Linked DNA regions of Homo sapiens: all the other regions are linked to region 1. A link is a loop called in an ENCODE intact Hi-C map of the cell type or tissue named here. Cell type or tissue: CD14-positive monocyte. All regions are shown on one strand. Region 1 has its middle 7.8 kb from the start of LINC01366. Region 2 has its middle 6.8 kb from the start of C5orf58. Region 3 has its middle 4.9 kb from the start of FOXI1.

Evidence for each region. Peaks named below come from ENCODE experiments on the same cell type or tissue, not always from the same donor. Only the 100,000 strongest peaks of a DNase experiment are listed, where the experiment ranks them.
Region 2: it touches region 1 in a loop (3.0-fold over the local background); 45 of 110 quality-filtered maps call a loop at or near these places.
Region 3: it touches region 1 in a loop (4-fold over the local background); 12 of 110 quality-filtered maps call a loop at or near these places.

What each region holds. Positions count from the first base shown.
Region 1 is chr5:170,335,194-170,343,193 of GRCh38, forward strand. No RefSeq gene overlaps it. Among named protein-coding and RNA genes, the nearest start is that of LINC01366, 7.8 kb to the left of the region's middle. RefSeq lists an enhancer at 4,026-4,235. In CD14-positive monocyte, CTCF peaks have their summits at 3,848 (motif pointing left) and 4,047; DNase peaks (open chromatin) are centred at 48, 2,368, 3,918, 7,338 and 1 weaker place; H3K4me3 peaks cover 1,630 bases; H3K27ac peaks cover 4,196 bases.
Region 2 is chr5:170,222,227-170,230,226 of GRCh38, forward strand. No RefSeq gene overlaps it. Among named protein-coding and RNA genes, the nearest start is that of C5orf58, 6.8 kb to the right of the region's middle. In CD14-positive monocyte, CTCF peaks have their summits at 3,780 (motif pointing right) and 3,983; a DNase peak (open chromatin) is centred at 3,835.
Region 3 is chr5:170,097,009-170,105,008 of GRCh38, forward strand. No RefSeq gene overlaps it. Among named protein-coding and RNA genes, the nearest start is that of FOXI1, 4.9 kb to the right of the region's middle. In CD14-positive monocyte, CTCF peaks have their summits at 3,599 and 3,801; DNase peaks (open chromatin) are centred at 1,103 and 3,543; H3K4me3 peaks cover 703 bases.

The sequences.
Region 1 (8,000 bases):
TCTTCATTAGGCTGGGTGTGGTGGCTCATGCCTGTAATTGCAGCACTCTGGGAGGCTGAGGGTGGCAGATCATCTGAGGTCAGGAGTTCGACACCAGACAGGCCAACATGGTGAAACCCTGTCTCTACTAAAAATACAAAAATTAGCCAGGCATGGTGGCACGCGTCTGTAATCCCAGCTACTCTAGAGGCTGAAGCAGGAGAATCGCTTGAACCCAGGAGGCGGAGGTTGCAGTGAGCCAAGACTGTGCCATTGCACTCCAGCCTGGGTGACAGAGTGAGACTCTGTCTCCAAAAATAAAAAATAAAAAAAAAAGGTTTTTTTAAATTATACTTTATTTTTAGGGATTTTTCTTTATCTACCACTTGCTAAAAGGGCCCCAGCAGCAGGTGACTGGCAACAGAAGAAGGTTCCAGAAAAATGAGAGTCACTTCACTGGGCCTTTGTCCTTGACCTGAAGGATTTCTTGTACCTTGTGCACTTTTCTGGGGTGCAGGATGGTTGAGAGGTGCAGTGGTCAAGGCACTTGATGCTTGTCCTGGAGACTGAGGTTATGGGTTGATCTGTCTGGGTGCCACTCAGAATCCTGAAACCTGGATCTGCCACTTACAAGATGTGTGTCTAAATCAGGTTTCTTCTCTCTGAGCCTTGGTTTTCCCATCTGGAACATGGACATACCAATATCTCACAATGTTATTATAAGACTCACTCATATCAATATGCTATTAAGTAACACAACTAGCAATGGCAACTGCTCATAACTCACATGTATTGAACAGTGCACTGGGTCCTCATTTTACATTTGTGATCCCGGTGGGTCCTCACGTCTTCCCCACCAGGTGAGGACCACAAACAGCCTCACGTTTTAAATGATGCTTAGAAAAGCCAAGACAAAACTTAATACTGCCAGAGTGACTCCAAAGCCTTTTCGCTTTAGCAACCATATAGGTGCCCAAAACAGTTTTGCTTCATCTCCTTCTCCCACCTGTTGATGTTTTTGTTTTCCATTTCCATAGACCTGTTCCCTGCAGAGGGAGCCCAGCCCTACATGTGGGGATGAGGGTGTCAAGAGTTCCCGCACCCAAGTCCTGACTCTCTCGGCCAATAGTTGGCCGAGGAACCTTGGGTGAAGTCACTTCATCTCTTTGAGGCCTCTGTTTCCTCTTCTCTAAAATACAGAGGATGTTGTGGGTCCTACCTGCTCAGAGAGCATGTTTTGAGGACCCAGCGTAGGAGGGCAATCTTATTAGTCCAGGGAGAAGCCACAGCGAAGAGGAAGGGCAGGATTCTCTTCCTCTCTCCCGGCCCTACCAGACTTGCCTTGACCTGTGCATCCCGGGCACATGAGGGAGAATACAGGCCCAAGCCAGGTGTGACTACATCCAGATGTTAGTGGGGAAGGAAAAGAGACAAAAACCTGGAATTTATTCAGGTCTGGGACCTAGACCTCTGCTCCATTGGGAAAGCAGTCAGATTTTAGGATAAAAGAGAGAGGCTTAGAGCTCAGTCACATGGGGCTTCAAGTCCCCATAGTGTGGCCTGGGGCAAGTCACTGTCATTCTGGGCCTTAGTGTCCTCTTCTATAAAATGGGAATAAAACTAGCGCTTACCTCCAAGTGTAGATGTGGTAAAATCAGGTTTAGAGAGTACCTGGCCCAGGCTCTGGCACAGAGTAAATGCTCATCCATGTTGCTGGTGCTCCTGTACCCTTGCCAAGAGTCAAGGGGCTGTGCTCTCTGACTTAACCACCCCTCCTCACTAGGGGACCTCACCTCATAACCGCTGCCCACAGCTGACTCTGAGCACCATTTGCAGGGTGCAAGAAACAGCATTTGACAAACGAAGGCTCTGTGCTGCTCACGGATTTCCCATTTAAATGTACTGATCCCTAATTATAATCTCAGCAAGAAAGAAATGACTGAGGACCAGCAGGGGTTGTTGAGGAGCAATTACTTGGCAATTTTCTTTTTTTCCAGTGGAAGGGAAGGGAGGTAGAGAAGGGAGGACGCAGGGAGGAGCTCAGAGTCTCCACTCCTTCCCTTTTTCCAGGCTTCGTGTTCTCTGCAGGGTTGGCTGCTGCCTCAGAGCCAACTCAGCACTCTCCTTAGAGGGCAGACCACGGGGGTGGTCCCCTAATGCCGGAAGGCAGGAGGAATGGGGAATCAGCCATGGATGGGAGACTGACGTTTCTTTGGCATTTTCCTATTTCTTGAAAAGCCAAAACAGGGCTGGCTGTCCCCTCTCTTCCCAGTAAACAGATCACCCTAGGGTAAGTGCCTATGTGGTAGATCTTTAGTTTTTGCTTTTGTTTTTTAATTTCCAAAGATAGGAGGGGTACTTGCGTCAGAATGGCCCAGGGTGCTCGTTAAAGATGCAAGTCACTGTCTCTCTGAGCCTTAGTTTCCTCTTCTGTAAAATGGAAAAGGAGGGGCACCGGTATTTGTACTTGACCAGAGAACTGGATGCTACTGAGGGCTCTGCAGGCTGAGAGCCCCCAATGTGGACTGCACAACCTTTGACCCCATTCTGCTTCTACACCACAGCGTATCAGACAGCTGACCATTGATCATTGGATCCTTGGGCAACTCACCTCTTGGGTGCTTGGGATCAAAGATGCCAAAAGCAATTGTCAGATACAGAAAGGGTATTTGGAGGTTTGCCTTGTTCTCTGCATGAGACAACCAAAACAGTGCATTGTCATTTGCAGAGTATCAGATCCAAGAGGACTCTACTAAGCAAGCAGTTTCTGAGCGTAAAAGCAAAGCTGCAGAGTCAGATGGCCTGGGCTTAAGAATCGGGTTCCACGGCCACTTACCAGCAAAAGGACTTGGAACTCGTCACTGAACTTCGCTGTGCCTCAGTGTCCTCAACTGTAAAAATAAGATGATAATAGAACCGCACTCCTGGAAGGATTATATGAGATTATATGCACAGGTTCTCTCACTCTCACCCTGACGCAGATGAATTCCTAATGAGATTTTAGTTGTTATTATTGAGGCTTACTTCTAACTAAATGCCGTGCTGGATGCCTTAGCTGATTCTGTCATGTAATCCTCATCACCACCATGTCTAGTAAGTATATTTTTGTCCCATTTTACAGAGGAAAGAATTGAGACTCAAAGAGATGAGGTAACTGGTCCAAGGTTAAAGAAGCAGTAAGGATCGGAGCCATTAGTTTACTCATAAAATATTTAATGCTCTCGGTGTGCCAGGTGCTATTCTAGGCATTGAGGGTTTTGTGGTACACAAGATAGACAATGTTTCTGGTCTTATGACAATCACATCCAGTTGGGGGAGATTAGGTCTCAGCACCACTCATACTGCCTCCTTGAGGGGTGATCGTTCTTATCATTGTTCTTGAGCACATGGCTGGGCAGAAGGAATCCAGCAGAGGGTTGGAGGCCGGAATAGTATGAAGTGTCCAGAAATAAATCCTGGTTATCCAGAGAGGGGGATATTTCTTATGGTGACCTTGGCCCAGTTGAATGCCCTCTGCCTCTCCCCACTCCCATCCCTGTGTCTGGGTCTCTGGTCTCTGTACTTAGCAGAACTTGCTGAGAAGAACTCTGAACCTGGGGATGGGGGAGCAGGTTGAGGGTGGGATATAGACCATCAGGTTCCGAGTGAGGCTTGCAGAGCTTGCAAACTATGAGTAGAAACAACACTCATTTTATAGTCAAATCTAGCCTTTGCTGCCTGTGACTCCTGAAAACATTTCCCAAAATTCACTGAGACCTCCCATCACTGGGAGGGAGAGCTGCCTCTGCCAAGCCCCCTGACCCACATCCTCTCTGGGGCAGAAGGGAAACCTCACCTGGCCAGGTGGGCTGATGGTAGAAGTGGGAGCTTGAGCTCCCTCTAGTGAGGCAGTGGGGGCAGCACAGAAAACACCTCCAACCTAGGCACAGGGTGACCTCTGCAGGACTTTCTCCCCATCAAGAAAGAGGAAGTGGCATTGAGTGAGTCCTGGTCAAAAATAGTCCATTTCTGTGGGTCCCAAGGGCAGTCCCGGCTCCCCAGCAGAGATCTTTTGAAATGCTCACTCTTCTGAGGTCCTTGGCTCTGAACCCAAAATTCCCCCATCTGTACACATGCAGATCTCTGGGGTCTGGGCGCATGTGATCCCCCGCAGACCTCCCTGCTGGAGGTAGCCTCCTTCCCATCCTTTCTCTGCCAGACCAAGCACACACTCTGCTCCCCTTGCTGGGCCTTGGGTTGGGTTTGTCCCAGCTCCTGCCCTGGTTGGGGGTGAGGGGTAGGTCATGACAGAGATGGAGCCCCATTTTCAGACTTAGCTTAGCCTCCTGGAAATCACCCTAAAGTATTTTTGGAGCTATTTAGCATCCTAAAGATCAGAAAACTATTGCAACCAGATGCTTGAGCTCTGCTGAGTCAGCAAAGATGCCCACAGCAGTGGGGAGCAGACCCTGGCCTGTGTCACTGTGAGTGAGCAGTGTGACTTCTCAGGGCTGCAGTCTCCTTGTCGGAAAATGGAAACTAAAATTGCTGGGATTAAAAGGGAGGAAAATATGGGAAAGCACTTTGGACAGTATAGTGTGCAAGTTGATGTTAGTATCTATTATTTTTAAAATCCGGAAGTCAGCTAAGATGCCTTATCCTATAAAACTCAAGTGGATTTTGCCAGAATGTCCTCACACCAAATAGTGGACCCCTTCTTTTGCTGATTTATCTGCTATTGTATAGGTGTATGTGTGTGTGGGTGTGTGTGTGTGTGTGTGTGTTAAGGCAGGTGGTAGTATGTGTAGGGTAGGGTTTCCCCAGTCACCTGGAGCCCTGAGTGCCTGCTTCCCTAAACTAGGCCAGTTTAGCTGACTGGCTTCCTTTGTGTATTGGTCCATTCTGCATCAAAAGCATCTGAATTTTCATTCAATCTCTCTTCTGAATTTTCACTTTTAAAAACCTGACCAGTCCCTTGTGTGTAACTGACTTCACAGGAGGTCTGAGGAGACAAAGGGGGTTGCTTCGTAGCCACACAAACAACTTCAAGTCAAATAATAGACCTGCAAATTGCTAAAAAGCCCTTTGGCTCTTTTCAATAACTGGAGGCCAGCCTCCCTCTCCTCTTTCTAAGCCCTCTTCATCTTTCTGTGTCCTCCGACAGCTGTTGTTTATCAAGGTGACCAGCATGATCCATCCCTCAACAAACAAAATTCCTTCCAGAAGAGGAAGGCAGGTGCCAGCTGTTGAGATAGTAATTTCTTTGTCCTGACAACATTTTTGTTTATCTCCGGACCTTCCATCCATATGGGTAAGAGACAGGAAAGAGCGAGAACTGGAAGGGACAGACACCACTGCAGAGGGTCCCGTGGGGGGCTTTAGAGAGGGGCTCCAATGCCTCTCATTGTTCTACCTCCCAGCCATTTTGTTGTTGTTGTTTTGAGACAGAGTTTTTGCTCTGTTGCTTAGGCTGGAGTACAGTAGCACGATCGCGGCTCACTGCCACCTCTGCCTCCTGGGTTCAAGTGATTCTCCTGCCTCAGCTTCCCAAGTAACTGGGATTACAGGCACCCACCACCATGCCCGGCTAATTTTTGTATTTTTAGTAGAGACAGGGTTTCACCATGTTGGCCAGGCTAGTCTCAAACTCTTGACCTCAGGTGATCCATCCGCCTCTGCCTCCCAAAGTGCTAGGATTACAGGCGTGAGCCACCACACCCGGCCCCTCGCAGCCATTTTGAAGGCCTGAGCTCCCTGATGGAAGGCATGGAGCCAAGCTCAAGCATTTTTCCACTGACATGGCAGGATCTTAATAGAGGTTTGTCCTGTGATTAAGTCCTTTATTGACGCTTTGGAGACACACAACCCATACCCTTCCCAACCTGAGCTGAAGCCACAGATGCAAAGGAGCCTGGGAACTCCTCAAGTCCACTTGTGTCCAGTCCTCTGCCCTCCTGCAGGGAAGCTCTGTAGTCCAAGGACATCCAACTCCCAGACTCACTTCCAGGGACAGAGATACGAGGATCTTGGGAGTAGAGCTGTGGGCAAGAATGCCAGACTCCTGGTGATTCTGGGATATAACCCCTTGGAGGGGATTGTCACGGGTCTGTGTTCCTTCATGCCTCTAGTAGGATTCATGATCATCTTTATGACAATAGTGACAATAATGACAGCTACCATGGTCCAAGCCCTTATTACATGGTGGGTCCTTACACACATTTCTCATTAACTACATCATATGATGTAGGTAACTTTAGTATTCCCATTTTACAGATGGGGAAACTGAGGCTTATGAGGTTCAGTTTGTGTAAAATCACATAGCTGGAAGGTATGGAAACTGGGCTCTTCACCACCACAAGGCACCGCCTCTCACTCAGTATGCCACTGCATGCCCATGCAACAATTTACGATTAGGAATGAAATTCTCATACAGTCATGCATCACTTAACAGCAGGGATGCGTTCTCAGAAATGTGTCCTTAGGTGAATCCACTGTTGTGTGAACATCACAGAGTGCACGTATGCACACCTAGATGGCATATTCGACAACACACCTGGGCTCTCTGGTACAGCCTGTTGCTCCTGCGCTACAAACCTGCACAGCATGGGACTGTCCTGAATACTGCAGATGGCTGTAACACAACGGTGAGTATTCGTCTATCTAAACACAGCCAAACATAGAGAAGGTAGAGTGAAAATACAGTAGTATAGTCTTATTGCACCACCTTCGGATATGAGGTCAAGTGTTGACTGAAATGTCATTATATGGTGGGAGACCGTACATTACTTCATTTACACTTCACCTGGATATATACAACCTGGAAGCTCTTTTTCCAACCATATCACAGACAAAGAAATTGAGGCTTGTACAGGTGAAGGGGCCTGCCTTTCCTTTGCTCACAGGAATGTGAGGATGATACAAAAGTGAAGGATATTGGCATTCTTCAGGCAGGGAGATAACCTGGACAGGGGTGGTGCAGCAGGCATGTGCATAAAAGGAGCAAGAGAAGCCTTCTCTGTCGTGAGCAAGCTTGCAGGCCAGATGGAGAAAAATGAAGTAAAGTCACCCCAAAGCCTGGATTCTCATCTGGAGTGCCTCTTGCCTCTTGCCCTTCCCAGAACGCTCCAGCTTGGCACTGGGCTGGAATTCCACTAAGAATTGAGTTGATTTCGTCATCTGAGGCCCTGGGCACAATGACAAGGGTGGTTTTCTCGGATCTGCAGTGAGCATTACACCAGAGTGTGGGAAACAGTGCCTACTCAGGGACCCCACTCTGGGACCCAGGGCAAACTTGCCATCGTCTCCAGTCAGCTCATTAGCCGCCCAGGACTCTGCCAGCCCATCCAGGCAGTGATGTAATTACCAAAATGGAGATGAATATTTAAAGGGACTCTTACTTAACCGATATACTTCCTCTCCAAGTTCCCTCCTTCACCGGCTCTGGATGAATTTCTGGAGGGATTGCTCTGACATAGGCCCAGAGCTACCTGTGGTTTGACCTCATCATGAGGCCTTTCTTCACCCTTTCTTGGTGGCTTGCCTTGAGGGTGTTAGGAGATGGTCCATTGTCTGACTGTGAACAGCAGGGCAGCTCTTATATTCTCCATCAATGGATCTCTGGGGACAAGACCCAGATGGGTGGGGGGACAGGGGAAGGAAACATAAAAGCCAAAGGGACTGGATACCTGTAACTAATTACCCCTTTACTGTTTCTGTCACCAGACCTTAGTGCCACAAAGGATTGGGGGTCATTTGTGACAATGTATGTTGTAAAATGTAAAATGCAAGTGACCACAAATCTGAAAGCAGTATAGAGCTTTGGTTAAAATAATGCAGGCTCTCCACTGGCATTATTATTGTTGTTAGGAGAGTCTGGTGCTCTGTTCAAGGGCTTTTCTGTGCTATGGATTATCTCTGTTTAGCACAAAATATCTTGTGTCCCTGGAAACCCCTTAGTCCTGAGAAAACCAGGGCAGTTGGTCACCCCCCTGTTCAATGCAGGCATCAGTTCCACTAGGTAGGGGGTCTTAGCTGCATTTTAA
Region 2 (8,000 bases), 110 kb before region 1:
GCTTGTGACCCAACAAGGATGGGGCCTGGCCTTGGTGGAGGAATGGCCCTTGGGGGACTTGCAATACTGTGGCGGGCTCCTGGCATTTGCTGGCTTTGTGCTGGCTTTGACTATGGGAAAGCACCCCAAAGGTTAATGAGTGGCCTGGCCAGTTGGCACCTGGCTGACGTGAGAATTTGAATCCTGCTGCCCTTGGGATGGGGGAAGGGAGGGAGCCCCACCACTGCCCACTCTCCCATTTCACCCCCACTTGACCCTGCAGCACCTATGGAGCCACTAGGGAAATCAACATCCTGTTAGTTTGTGACAAGTGGGCCTAGGATAATGGAAAAGAACAGGCAGCAGTTAATACATGACATGAGGGTTTGCCCAGAGAGCTCATGGCTTTGGAAGAAAATAAGAGTTGAGAGACAGCCAGGATATCTATCTTTACATTGTGAATTTAGTAATTCATGAAGATCTTAAGACGCATTTCTCTAAAATGCTTTTTCCAGTGATCATTATAATTGTTTTGTGGTTGGGAATTGAGGGAGCAAGGGAATTTCAGGGGGAAAATAATCTAAGCAAAACTTTCAGCATGTATTTCTTGAGTTCCTTCCGAATACAATGTATTGATTTGAAGGAATTAATTCACAGTTGTGCAATCATAATATGACAAACTATGTTCATAAACAACATAGTACATATAATGGTTAAAAGCCACAGGTTTGGGATCAGACTTGCATCTGAAGCCAGTACTGCAATAGCCAGCTGTGTGATCTTCAGCCACTTGCTCGAGCTTATAGAAATAGGCAGTGCAGCTGGGATTTGAACCCATGCGTATATTATCCCAGAGGCCTGGATCCCTAAGTCAAACAGTTTTGGAATGGAAAGATTTGTGGCTTTCTGGGGTGTCCACAGTCTCCTCTCCTCCATCTATGTGATCTGTCTTGCACCAACTGCAGTTCTAGCCGGAGAGTGTTCTGCCTGCTGTCTCGTGCACCTGAGAACCTAGGCTTAGGGACACTTTTTGTGTTTAGGCTCTCCCATCTGTCTCCATTTCTAATTTTGTCAGAGCCATGAATTAAGCTGGAAACAGATCCAATTTATTAGTTCCATTCCTGCTCCATGATTGTGCCCAGAGGCTCGTAGACACACACTGTAAATCACAAAGAATAATAATAATAATAATAATAATAAAGAGCTCTCTGTTGAAAGCTGCCTTAGGGGACATCTGTCAGCTTGTTGAGGACCCCCAGAGAGCCAACTTCCTCTTTCCTCCTTCCAGAATAAACCACAAGAAGAGGAGTCAGTAAGTGAGGGAAACTTTAAGGTCAAGTGGAGACAAATTCCCAGCCCCATCCACTTTCTTGGCTAGCCATAAGCATTCTTATCCTTCTTTTCTACAAAAACAGGAAATTTATATATTAATGTGCCAAGCCCTTTGCACAGATCAAATGCAATCCTCCCAACAGCCCTATTAACTAAATACAGCTACTCAAATTATCCTCATTTTATGCATGAGGACACTGAAGAGTTACAGAGGATAAGTAACTCGAGGATGCACACCTCATTAATTGAGGAGCTAGGATTTAGATCCAGAGCCTCATGATTCTAAAGCCTGTTTTTTGTTTGTTTGTTTGTTTGTTTTGTTTTGGCCACACTAGGTTTCTAGAAACTTCCAGTTCCTTCTTAAAAGTCCTTTTTGGGCATTCCGGCCTAAATCCCAAAACTGTGGTCTGGGTACAAGAGAGAATTAGGCCAGTGAGAAAAATTTAAACCACCCTGCCCTCTAAATGTCTGTCTTCTTTCGGAGACTGGTGAAAGTTTCTCAATCACTCAGCAAGTAATCTCATTGTGAGCCAGGCACGGAACTAAGCACTTGCAGAACAGAGGCAAACTAGACACAACTGCAGGCCTCAACAAGCTCGGTCTAGTGGGAGAGGCAGATTGGAAAACAAACATGGCAAACCATTCGAGGTAGTCTCAAGAATGGAGGGGATAGATAACAAGATGTAGGGAGAGGAGTTTCTAAGCAAATGTCCTATGCAACCCTAGAAACAATATGGAGGAATAGAAGGCTGTGAGAGGAAAATAAGATCTCAGGGCCCCAAATTCACTGTGCCAAAGGGAAAGGGCTCATCCTGGAATCTGAGTCATGAACAAAACAAAAACAAAAACAAAAAACAAAAGCAAAAACAAAAAACAAAAAGACCTGCCTTTGCTTTTGTTTCTAAACTGATAGCTACAGATAGAAGGTTGCATGTCTCCACAGAAGGCCTTCCTCACCCTGACAATGTAAATCAACAGCTTATCTTCATGGGTATGGGACAAGAGGAGACTAGAAATTGTCCCCACTCCCCATCCCAAGACAAATGTGCATTTGATTGACTGCTTCCTCTACTCCATGTTTACTTTATCTTATGTAAAGTGCAGATTTACTGAGCATGAGACAAACATATAATTGACTATTTCCTCTACCCCCTCCTTTTCACTACAACGTGTGGAATGTGACCATATCCTCCCTTTATTTTCTCTTTCCCCTTTCTCATCCTACCCATTTTCCCCTTTAAATATCAAAGCCCTCAAAATTCTCTTTGGAAGAAATAGGGCCACAGATCCGACTGTGGCTTGTGTCTCTTTTTCCCCATTGTGTTCTCAACCTTGGCAAAATAAACCTCTGAACTGATTGAGATCTGTCTCAGATACTTTTTGGTTTATAAGGCATAAGGCCCAGCCATTTCCCAGCTGAGTAATCTGGAGTCCAACCCTGAGTCTTTCTGAGTCTCAATTTCCTCAGGCATACAATGGGAATATGAATTGTTTCCAAGGCTCTCACAATTAAATGAGATCATATAGGCCATGCTTAGCATCCCATTCTTCCATCACCAGGTGTCACCTATCACGGAGTCTGTGCTGATTCTACTTCTAAACATTTCTGTAATGTCATTTCCATCTCTTCTGCCAACATGTTAAACAAGGCCCCATCATCTTCCCCATGGATGACTGCAATACACTCCCAACTGGACTTCTCATATCTATTCTTTCCTCCTGTCCAATCTGTTCTCCATTGTGAAGCCAGGATCACCTTTTTAAACTCCAATTATGAGCATACCACCCACTACCTCCCATTCGTCACCTGCTTAACACCCTTCAGTGGCTTCCTACAGGCATCAGGAGAGAGAATGTAACCCTCTGCATAGCATGGTTGGCCCCTGCTCCCTCTCCAGCCTCATCTCACCCTGGGTTCCCCCTCACTCCCTGCATCCCCGCCTTGCTGACATTCTTTCAAGCTCTCCCATCTGCCAGGATGCCTCCTGACATGAGGGCCTGAAATATGCTGTTCCCTCTGCCTATCATGCTCGTTTCTCCTTCTCATCTCAGCCCAAATGTTCCCTTTCCAGGGAAGCCCTCCCTGAAAGCTGCCCCAGCCGTGTCACCGTCCCCACTGGGACATCCTTCCTTCCTTGATAGCTTCTAATTGAATCCTCACTTAATATGCATTTGTGTGATGTGTGGATTCCAGTCTGTCTCCTTCACCAGACCATGAGCTCCATGGCTCACCCCTACATGCCTCAAACTTAGCATGGTGTCTGATACACAACAGATGCTCAAGAAAGGTTTGTTGTATGAATATTAAATGCATGGCACTTGGGAAGTTTATAAAATTGTGACTTCCTTTTCCCTTGTCTAGGGCTTCTTATATATGAAAGTTAAAAAAAAGTGTGTTTTTGTTTGGTGGTTGTTTTAATGAAACATTATTTGTCAAAGTCTCCAACAGTGCAGATCCCTAAGATTTCCCTTTCTGCAAAAGATGGCCAGCAGAGGGCCCCATAGGAGCAATTACTGAAGTCAGGTCAGCGAAAACAGCAGCTGCTGAAAGATAGCCGATCCTGTGCCCAAATCTCTGGCAGTCCTTGAGCAGCTTGGAGAGAACATCACCATCATGGAACCCTGGCCCACTATGTCCAAAAACTGTTTGATCTGGCCTCAAGAAACAGGAGTTCATAAGGCAGGAGATCAGAGCCCTGCGTAGACGGTTTTAATGCAAATCCCTGCTTGTTTCTTGAGTTGCCAGTTTCACGCTTAAGAATTTGTAGTCAAGAGCTCGCACAGTTGGGTAGAATCACGCATGAGTGTTAGGGGAGATTTGCTTTCTTTGGGGGCCACTTTTCGTTTTCCAGTCAGTAGTTTTATTTCCATTTTAATTTTCCGAGCATCTGGCCCCCAGCAACAGCCTGTGGTTTGGAATTCATGGCTCTGTTGTGTGTTTACGCACTACACTTGCTTGTAATTGACAAATTTAAATTCTGGTCATATTTCATTTATTACCCAGACCCAGGGAAAAATCCTAGGCGAAAACCTAATTACAGCAAAAGTGCCACAAGGTAATTGCTGTGAAAGAACTCCTGCAGCAGCAGGGCTGAATATTTCATCCACCCATAAAATGATTATGCTGACAAGATTCTGAAAAATAATAAAATCTGTTTAATAAAAAAGAAGCAAAATATCAGTGTTTTTACACACAAAGTATTAAAACATTCTTCATTTTGGACAGATCCTAAGTCATTTGATTTTTATTCAAATGATGATCCACAGCTGAGATAGTTCTTTTATCAGAAACCGGGGTTGGGTAATCCCTCCCACATGAGGCTGTGTGGAAGCTTCCAGGCCTGCAATGGCCTTCTGGAACAGTACTGAATCGGCTTGCCACTGCTCTATTGGATCTCTGGTCTGTGCCACAGAATCAGAAAGCAGATGGAATGAAAGGAGAATGCCTTTAGTTTAGACTGCTGTCACTCCCCCACATTCTCCCTGGCCACCATGGGGGCTGTCTGTCCTTCTCTCAGAGGACCTAGAAGGCATGCAGGTGTGACTTCTGCCCTCAGAGCTTTGTTGAGTCCATCAGGGCATCTGGGGGTAATTTGCATCTGGGTGTCTCCAACTGTCCAGGATACCACTATAGCAGGGACCACTGCATTCATTCAGCTACTGAACAAGGTTGTATGGAGCATTTACCATGTGCCAGGAATTGTGTTAGACACAGCGTTGATAACAGTGAACTAGACCCTTGGTTCCTGCCCTTGACAGGAACTATATTACAGTGAAAGAGACAGGTCAAAACCAAAACAAAAAGTAAACAGAAACATAAATAAAGCATAACAAATTATATCAAGTACTGCATGGAAACACAGAAGGGGCTGGGAGAGAGGATGGGGCGATATCAGAGTAAGGCCTCTCTGAACCCTAAAGCAAAACAAGGAGCCAACATGGCAAGCTCAGAAGGAAACAGGTTCCAAACAACCGCTGGCCTGTGCCAGGCCTGAGAGGAGAGTGAGGGGAAGGGAGACTGGAGCTGTGGGGCCTTACGGACCAGGGTCAGGAGTGTAGTGTTTATTCCATTAAGGGAAACCCCTGGGAGGCTTTAAAGCAGGGGAAAGACACAATTCCATTTACATTTTAAAAAGCTCATCCCACTAGAGGCTGGAGCATATACAGTGGCTCTTAGGGACAAAGATGGTAGGTGGTGGGAGCAGACAGGAAGGACATTATTGTAACACAGGGCAGGACCAGGGCAGTGGGAGTAGAGGCAGGAGTACAGGGGGTTTTTGAGTATGGAAATTTACATATAAAAACATAAATATTTTACAAATCATCTAACATCTCAGATGTTAGCATTAGACTTTCCATTATGGTTGCAAGTGAAACTAGAGATCAAAAAATAAAATACAGCCAGGTGTGGTGGCTCACGCCTGTAATCCTAGCACTTTGGGAGGCTGAGGCAGGAGAATCACCTGAGGTCAGGAGTTTGAGACCAGCCTGGCCAACATGGTGAAACCCTGTCTCTACTAAAAATACAAAACTTAGGTGGGCGTGGTGGAGCATGCCTGTAATGCCAGCTACTCAGGAGGCTGAGGCAGAATTGCTTGAACACAGGAGGCTGAGGTTGCAGTGAGCCGAGATTGCACCACTGCACGCCAGCCTGGGCAACAGAGCAAGACTCTGTCTCAAATAAATAAATAAATAAATATAAAAATAAAACAAATTACTAGGAAATAGAAGAAACAAAGACCTAAATTAGAAAGAACTTGAAGCTGGGATGCCCATCTCCTTCTTCTCACTTTAGAGAATATAGACATTGAGTCTTCGTATCCTCGTAAGCTGCCAGCCAGTGTTTCTCAAACATGATCCAAAGACTTCCTAGGTTAAAATAGAAGGAGTCGGGAGGGCAGGGGATTACAAATGCAGATTCAGGGAGCCTCACCTTAGATTCACTAAAGCTGAGTCTTTGAGGTGGGCCCCAGAATCTGCATTTTCACAAGCTCCCTAAGTTGTGCACTGCAGAGTCTGAGACGCTGTGCTTTAAAGTGATTGATGTATCATGCTGAGAAATCACCTGACAGGGGTTAAAATTATGACTAGGCTAAATAAATAATCACGAAGAAATAAATCTCATTATCATTAATGTTAATAATCCTTGTAAACATTTTCGTAGATACGCTTCCAAATTTGCTCTTATGCACATATGCATTCTTTTTTTTCATAACAAAACGTGAGTACACCCTTATATTCTATAGGAATTGACTTCATGAACACAATACGTCTTTTGATAAAGACGCTCATTCTTCATTGCCTGGATGCTGATGAGGGCACAGTGTGGGGGTGTGGGGCAATGCCCAGAGGGAAATGACATCCACCAGGATCTATGTCTTTAATAATCAGAGGAGGTATTGTGGGGGAATGGATGCCTGACATGAGAGAATTAGAAACATATTTTATTTTGGAACAGACAGGTATTCTCTGATTGGTGGATCTCTGGAAATTAACACAAATTGTGTCATGAATATGCCTTGCCGGATGAAGGCATCTTCTAAAAAGCCAAGCACAAAGAGTTTTCAGACAAAAAGGCATAGCAAGCAACTGTCAAAACACAGTGCCATGTTGAATATTGTCAGCTTCCTTCCATCTGCTGTCTCAAAAACCTAGCTTCTCTCTTGCATTCCAGGGATGCTGACGGAGGAGGAGAGCCAGATTCTGGCACAGTAAGTTTATCTGTTTTATTATTTTGGACATCACGGTGGAAAACTTCAACATTCTCTTGGCTTTCGTATCTACTGAATCTACAAGGTTTCACACTGTTTGCTTTTCTTTCTTCAGGGTTGAAGTGTTTTGGGTAGAGAGTTGCCAGATTATCAAATAAAAATACAGGATTTCCCATTAAATTTGAATCTCAGATCAACAACGAATACATTTTGAGTATAAGTGGGGGCCATATAACATTCAGGACATACTTATACTAAAAAAAAAATCTGTTGTTTCTCTGGAACTCAAATTTAACTGGGTGTCCTATATTACATCTCATGACCCTGTTCAGAGGGAAATATTGATACAGAACTGTAATTTCTTAATTAGAAGTGAAAATGCTTCAGTTAACGTAGGAGCAATATGGATGTTCATTAATAACATCCTTCTATATTTCAGAAGTGTTTCTCCTAAAGAAAAAAAAATGACTCTGGATAATGTAACATCAGCTACTCGAAGAAGACAGTGGGCAGACACTGAAGCTTTTAGTTCACACCAGGGTAGCAGAAGTCAGCTTGCTTCTTGCTTCCTTTAAGTGATTGGCTTTGGTGAACGCAATAGTTGTTCGGGTACACAGGAATCTGCTTAATCTTTCAAATGCTGGTCATGCTCCCCAGGTAATGATCCAACACATGCTTATGTTGCTGCCTCCCAAATTAGTGCACACAGGGTTGTACAAAGTCAGGTTCAGGAGGGAGTTGATGCTCCAGCAGGGAGCTGGTCCCTAGACACAGAGGCCAGCACTCTTAATTGATAATGAACAGACAGGAGGAAAATGGGAACCCTGAGATCTAGTGGAAGAAGTAAGATAATTTACTCAATTTGTTTTCCTGGAAATGAAGACTTTATGTCAAGAATCTGTAATAAAATTAGCCGAGGTGCACACACTCAACTCCATAAAACGCTTGATCACCTTGCTGGTCTGCAGCACCTTTTTC
Region 3 (8,000 bases), 240 kb before region 1:
GAAGAAACCAGTTCCAAAGCCAAATTTTCTCTCCAGAGGATTCTTGCCAGAGGTAGATTTTAGAAGGCAGAGTGCAGGTTAGGTGAAGAATAGAGGGATTGGCAGTAAAGGAAACCGTCCCCTTTGAGGGCGTGAGGCAGGGAGTTTAGTGTGGGCTTCTGTTCGCTGAGAGTCAGGACAGAGCACAGGAAAGGCAAGAGTTGAAACCCACCCAATACACAGAGCAGGTACTATTCTGGAAGACTTTAATCATGGTTTATCAAATATCATATGCTTAGAAGTTTATAATAATTAACCCATATAATAGTAAGGGTTAATAACTCAAACCCTTATAGTTAGCACATTTAACCATGTTGTTTTTCTTAGATTGCACTCTTTATGTTTCTGGTGAGAAAATCCTTGAGAGTTGCATACACAGTTATTTTATGACTGTTTATGAAATTGGGAAAAGTAGATTTTATGAAATGCATGCCCCTATGACAGACCTCCAAAATTCATTTTGATCTTTAAAAGTTTAAAATTAAAAATAGAAAGCATATTTGGTGTTAAATGTGTAGAAAATCTAACAGTAATTACAAAAAGTGCAAACCAATGAACATTTGGAAAAATCAATCGGCTTCTATGAATTGTCCCTGCTTGGCGTTCAACTTTGAGCACATTTACAAGTGAATAGGTGTGATTCCTATGATCTTGGGAACTGCCTACAGGGCTGGTCACACGGAAATCCACCCAGCTGGACATGGGGCAGCGCAGTCGACTGTGGTTCACAGAGATGGCCTCCCACGTCCAGTGAATAGAGACCCATGAGATAGCCACCACTGTGGTCCTGATTTCCACAGGACAAAGCAAAGTGAAGAGAACAGCACACAGCCGTTTCCCTCCCTCACAAATGAACTAAGAACTTAAAATTTGCTCCTAGCATTGTCCAAAGCCTGGGAGAAAATATTGCCTCTGCCCTCAGGGTTACTCCAGATCTAGTTGTGAAGTCAGGCAAGAAACTGATGATAGCAGCAAAATGAAACCCACTACAGGCCCGAAGGGTGTTCAGAGTAGGGAGGAAATGCGGAGAGTGGCCTGGAAACCAGGAGGAAGGCTTTTGGGGAAGTGGCGTTTCAGCAGGCATTGAAGATAAGCGAGAGTCCTCCAGGAAGCGGAGGGGGCAGGGCACTCCTGACAAAGGATGTCCTGCAAGGGGCCAGGCAGGGACCGGAGCACCAGGGAGAAGTTCACGCAGCCACGACCTGGGGGGTGCAGAGGGTGGATGGGAGACTGATAGGAGAGGTCCAGCTGGGTCTTAGTGCATAAGGGTCTGGAATGCCATGCGGAGAAGCTGGCACATTGACAGGCAGCACCTATGAGCACCTACTGTGTGCCAGACACTGTCATTAGCAAGCTACACTTAACACCTTCTGAAAGCTCACAACCACCCTCTGAAGTATAGACTGTCGTTCTTCCCAATTTATAGGTGAGGACACAGGCACAGAATGGGCACAGACACTTCTCCCAAGTCACACAGCTCGGAAGTGGTGGAACAGGGACTTCCCGCTGCAGGCTCTGAGGAGAAGGCAATCAAGCGGCATGTTTCCAAGGGATAACTCTGGGGACAGAACCTGGATCCCCATATCACTTGGTTTCTAAGCTGGCTATGCATTGGAGCCCCTGTCAGGCCTCACCTGGGCCTCACAAGTCAGAATCTTGGAGGCCTGGGTCCAGGAGAGTGTGTTTTAATAAGCTCCAAAGGCGGGGCCTGCTGGGCAGGTCCTTCAAAACCACTCAGCTCTGCCTCCCATTTGCCAGACAAAGAAACTGAGACCCAGAGGGGCACCACAGCCCACCAAAGCCTTCGTGAGTTGAGGACAAAGTAATGGTGCCCGGCCTAGAGACACTGTCCCCAGCCAGCATTCTTCACCCAGAGCGGGGAGAGGGAGGGGGAAGAGGGGAGGGAGGAGGAGCTCTTTATGGAGCAGACACCTTCTCTAGGTATAGGATGAAGGCCACTGGTGGTGTGGGAGGGGACCTTTAGGGCATGGAATCACAGCCACACACAACATTGAATCCCACTGTATTAGTTACTTATGGCTGCTGTAACAAATTACCACTAATTGAGTGGCTTAAAACAAGACAGATGTATTCTCTTACTGTTCTTGAGTTCAGAAGTTTAAAATAAGATGAGGTGAAAATCAAGGTGTTGGCAGGGCTTGCTGTTTCTGAAGGTTCTGGGAAGAATCTGTTTCCTTGGCTCTTCTGACTCCTAAAGGCTATAAGGCATTCAGCTTTCCTTGGCTTGTGGCCACATCACTCATCAGCTTTCTCTCTTACAGCTCATTGTCTGTCATTAAATCTCCCTCTGTTTCCCTCTAATAAGGAGAGTTATGATGACATTGGGCCCACTTGGATAATGCAGAATAACCTCTCCAACTGGTCATGGATTTAATCACTTCTGTAAAGTGTCTTTTACCTTGGAAGATGACCTATTGGCAGATTCTGGGGATTTGGACTGAAGTCTTTGGAGAGGGAGGGGCTCATTACTCTACCTACCACTCTCATGATCAGAACATCTCTTCTTTTCCAATTTTGTTTCAATCCTTTTGCCTTCTCCAAAAAGAAAGTCTCGGTTCTTGGTCAGAGTGTTTTGGCACCTTGCTAATACTTGCTGACCTCATGTTTGAGCAGAGTGAGCACACTCAGGCCAGAGCCTTCAGCAGACAACTGATGCCACCTCAGTGTCCTCATCTATGAAATGGGGACAATTACAATCCGGGCCTCCTAGGGTTGCTGTGGGGGCTGAATGAGATAACACAGGTAAGGTACTCAGGCTGTGCCCGTGACACTGTAAGCACTAAATAAATACTAACTTCTTATTTTATTTATAGCAAGTGATCCTGACGACTGATGATCCATTTCCAGAACTTATAAGGAATCTATCTTTAAAACAATTTCACTAAGTAAAAATCAGAAACAGAGCAAGAAAGCCCATGAGAACTTTTAAGTATGGTACACCAAAACTTCAGGTACCACACAGAGATGGCAAACACCACAAGCAAAGGGAGCCTCAGCTTGTGTGGCTGTCACTGTCTCCTGAACACCAGCCCAGAACTGGTACTGGGAAGACAGCCTGGTATTTGCTGAATAAATGAAGGAATGAATTACAGCCGTGCATGGTTTCAGAAGCATTTCCTATAGTACCTCATCCAGTCCCTGCAGCAGCTGTTTTCCATAAGCGCAAACAGACTCAGAGATTAAACATCAAGGCACTCAGAAAATACAGCTGGAGGAGTCTGATTCTGACTCAGGTCAGTCTGCCTGCTGCTGGGCTGCCTTCTAAGACACCTTTCCCCATTCCCAACCCAGCTCTCACTATTCCCACTGCAGCAGGAGTAAGGTCTTTTTCTCTAAGCGACTGTTTCTCCCGGGAACCTGACACTGAAATCTCTCTGTCTCCTGTCCTTAAAGGAACCGAGAGAAGACTCTTGCCTGCCCTGAAATTTCACCCAAGCCCTGCAATCTACTTCCCGCTTTTAAAGAGACGGCCGCCAGAGGGGGGTATTGATCTACATTTCTTCAGACAAGCACATCAGAAGCCAAAAAGCCGCAGAGCACCAAGACCACCTTCAGCCTGGCTAATGCCTCAGCCAGCCAGACTTCCACAAAGCCCATGCTCAGCATGAAGAAGCCATCCCCATGTCAGCCCCAAATACCCCAAGACATGACTCTCGTGAACCCTGTTGCCCAGGCAGGACAGACGAGGGCTCATTGCCGCTCACAGAGAGCCATCATAGATAGTAGGTAGTACTGCAATTTTTATCCCCATTTTACAGGTTAGGAACCTGGTGCAGAGAGTTAAGCTAGAGGCCAACTGGTCCCTAATCCCCTGATTCCCCGCCTCAGACAACTTTGTACTGTGCTAGGCTCCTGGGAATCCTGGAACTTAGAAACTATTTGTGTATTATGTGGAGAGGGGGGAAAGAATCCATGAAGCCAAGCCTCTAATCAAATGTGAATTTGGGGGAGGTATGTAGGGTCCAAGAGCTGGGGATGTTGTAGCCCCAGCTGGTGAACCACCAGCATCTCCCATCACCTCGGACTCCCGAGTCCCTAATGAGAGCTAACTGTATTGAGCAGGTACGATACTGTACAGTAAAGCCTGACATGAAGCGCCCAGAGCAGCACCAGGAAGTACTTGGTTTTACCGATGAGAAAACTAAGGTCCAAAACAAATGGTTGCTGTCTAAGGTATGACAGTGCCTAAGGAGTAGAGACAGGGTCGAGACCCAGAAAGTTTGGTTCCAGGGCCGGAGCTCCTTGCTCCTGGCACTGCCTGCGTGATACAGTTCCAGCCACAGTGGAGCAGCAGCCAGGCTGGCTCCCACCTGCCTCCTTCATCTCGGTGGCTGGTCATCCTCTCTGTACCTGCTTCCTCAAAGTTCAACAGGGAAACTGAATCCTTACCACACTGTGGTCCTACATGAGTTCATGTTTGTGAAAATGCACATCACCTCCTACCAGACAGGTGAACTGAGATCTGACTTCTAAAAGAGTATGATTCTCCACCCTTGAAAGTCAAGGCCAGAAGTGGCAGTGCTGGTTGATCACAGTCAGGCTGGGGGCCTGTGTACAGTTACCCTTTCTGCAGGACTTGAGTCAGCATTGGCTTCTGGACCCAGCAATATCCACAGCTGACTGCTGGGACATGTCCTCGGGGGCATGGCTCCCAGATGGCAGGATTTTCCCAAGGGGAAAGCAAATGGTTGAACGTTGCTTGGAGGAGGCTATGATGCCAGGCCTCCTGCCCAGAACCCTCTCCCGTGTCAATATCTGGCCTCAGGTACCCTTGCATTCATCATCATCCTCATGATCTGCAGCTTTTGCAGATCATGGGCTCCACATTTTACTTACACATTTATATTACTTTTTCCTTCCAAATCCACATGAGACGGATTCTAGTTTCATCCTCACTTTATTGATAAACAAACGGAGGCCTTGTAAGATTAAGAAACTTGGCCAAGATCACAAGGCTACCAAAGAGCGAAGCTGGGATTTGAACCCAGTTCTATGCAATCCTCAGGCCCACGTGTTCCATGTTTTACTGCTTTGTCCCAAATGTCACAATTTGGGGTTCAGAATATACAGAATATATGGTCTTTCATGTCCAAGAAGGCCTCCCTCTGGACTGTAGTATGCAAACTGCATCCCAAGCATTCCCTAGGCAGGCTCAGGCCCTCACACACCCAACTCTTACTCTTATTTTTTATTTATTATTCTATTATTATTTCCCTGAAGCTGGGCAGAGCGCATCTTCTCAGGTTTGAATTTTCACTTCTAGAAATTTCAAAAAGTTTAAAATAATTTCATTCACAAAATGACCCTAGTTGTTAGAGACATTTGATTCTTTTCCCGGAGGCCCTAGGATGGTCAAGGCGGGCTGCAGGACCATAACTCTCAAACCTCACTGCGGGGTGGGAACAGCTAGCTCCTGTTGTCCACCCCAAGGGCTATAGCCAGTGTTCCTACAAATCTGGAATGAAGGGTCCTCTGGGATGCTTTGGACACCCTGGCCCGAAGGTTTAACCTTGTGACCAAGTGCAGAGAAGCTGTGATCCCCAGCTACTGGGCTCTGGGTGCCAGAGGCTCCCGGTGAATAAGGCCTCCTAAGACAGGCCAGGCTTTCTCTGATCTACTGGGGGAAAGGAACTAGGGTCCACATGCAGCTAGGGAGACCCAGTTCAGCATTCCTCAGAAAATGCCGCTAAAGCAGGAGACGCCAAAGTGGGGCAGAGTGGGTCCTGACCCAGCCATGAACTTGTGTGACTCTGGGCCCTCTCTGATTGTCATCTGTAAATGTAGAGTCTGGTTATAGAATCGGTGTCTACGCTGAATATTTCTCCCTCTGTTTTTGCATCATAATCCCTGTCACATCCCTGCTGCATGCTGCATGCGATTAACTCTCAGTGTAGCAAACATAGGTGTGCTTGATTGTACACAGCAAATGTATACTGACTATAATCTATAATAACTAATATTTATTGAGTGAGCCTGTATGTGCCATGTGAAATGATTGACATTGATTACACTGACTACCTCACTGAATGCTCACTGCAACTTCGTGAGTTAAGTACTGGCATCGTTCCCTTTTTCACCAGAAAACACTGAGGCTGAGAAAAGCTAGATCACTTGTCAGGGCCTGCAGTGATCCCAAGGTTGGGATTTGCAATACCAAGGTTGGGATTTGCAGCCAGGTCCTCCTGATCTCAGAGCCTGTGTTTGCTACGTCTCTGCTATATTATCTGTTTTTAGCCTTTCAAATTTAACCCCAAAAGCAAGTCACCTGTGTGCTTGCCTTTCTCTAATCATTTAAATCAGAAACTACGGAAAAACAACAACAAAAATTGCATCCAATTCTTCATCCAGAAATAATAATTGGCAGTTTGATATTTATGTTTCTAGATTTCATATACAATTATAAATACATATTTGTACTAAAAAAAAATCTCATGGCATTTTGCAACCTGTTTCTCCAAATAATATCATGAGAACATAAACATCTTTTCATATCATTAGTTATTTTTCCAGAATCTATTTTTCATAGTTGCATAATATTACATCATTTGGATGATACACTATTTAGCCAATCCCCTACTGTTGGGCATTTAGATTAGTTACAATTTTTCACCGCTATAAACAATGCTGTGGTGGGCATCCCTGTGGCTAATTCTTTGCTCTGTTGAATTTTGTAAGATAAGCTTTGAGAAGTGAAATTGCTAGGTTAATTGTAAGGCTTTGAGTCTGTACTAGGGGACTCCAATGTGACTGCTCTTTGAAAAGTCAGGGCTCCACCTTCAGCAAGCCAGGCCTCCTCATAGAGAAACTGTACCAAACAAAAATTCTGCCTCTGGCTTGGCTCTGCAAAGTGTGCCTTACTCTAAGCCTCATCTGGACAGCCAGAGCCTTTCAGAGAGTCACATTTCATCACTGTTTTATGGTGGGGACAGGTTCCTCTGGGCCTAACATGACCACTCCTACCCAGTTACCTGGAACTCATCCTCTGGGCACCAATATGCTGAAAATGAAGTTTATTCAGTCTCATTCATGTTTGCCACATGTGTCCCCACATAACCATGAAAGAGGAGCAGAGAGGGGAAGAATTCTTTGGGGAGCATCCTCTCCAGTTGGGACAGTCAGTGACCTCTTTCTCTTGCCTCAAAGAAAGTAGGGCATGCAGGAAGTGGGAGGAAGCTGGATGGGAAGAAGAAGGAGGCAAGCGGGAGCGAGGTGGTGACCAGAGGGGCTGACCCCAACTTTTCTCCCATCTGCTTCATCACAGAGAGAAGTCTCAGCTGCTACCAGAACCTGGTCAGGGGCCAGCGCCTACCCTCTGAGTAGGGAGACCACCACCCATGGCCCAAGCTGAGGGCCTGACCTGGGGCACCAGGGGAGGCTGGGACAAGATGGAGGATGGAGCCCAGATAGGAGAGGAGCTGGCTGAGCCACAGGGAGAAGCCAGCAGGGGCTGCAGCTCCTGCTTCTGGAGCCTGAGGGAGAGAGAGAGAGGACGCCTGGGGCATGGTGAGTCGGGCGCTCTCCTCGTGCCCTGGCTGCCTCCATGCCAGGGGCCTCTGCGAGCTGAAACATGAAAGGTCTTTGGATCAGAGAGGAGCTGGGAGCCTGCTTGCCCTGCAGCTGGAAAGAAACTTGAATTGTTCAAGTTCTCTCACTTTTCCCTGAAGACTGATTCCCCATTTTCCCCTTTTGCTATTATTTTTAAGAGCCTTGCTGCTCTCCAGGCAAATTCTCAGGTTCTCTGCCCGTCTGCAGCATGTATGCATATGCGTGTGTGTGTGCGTGCGTGTGTGCGCGTGCGTGCGTGGGCGTGTGCGCGTGTGTGGGCGTGCGCGTGTGCGTGTGCGCGTGTGTGCGTGTGCGCGTACGCGTGTGTGCGTGTATGTGTGTGTTGGGGGAGGCTGCGGTGCCTATGACTGGTTGCCCCCTTGAACCCCACCAGA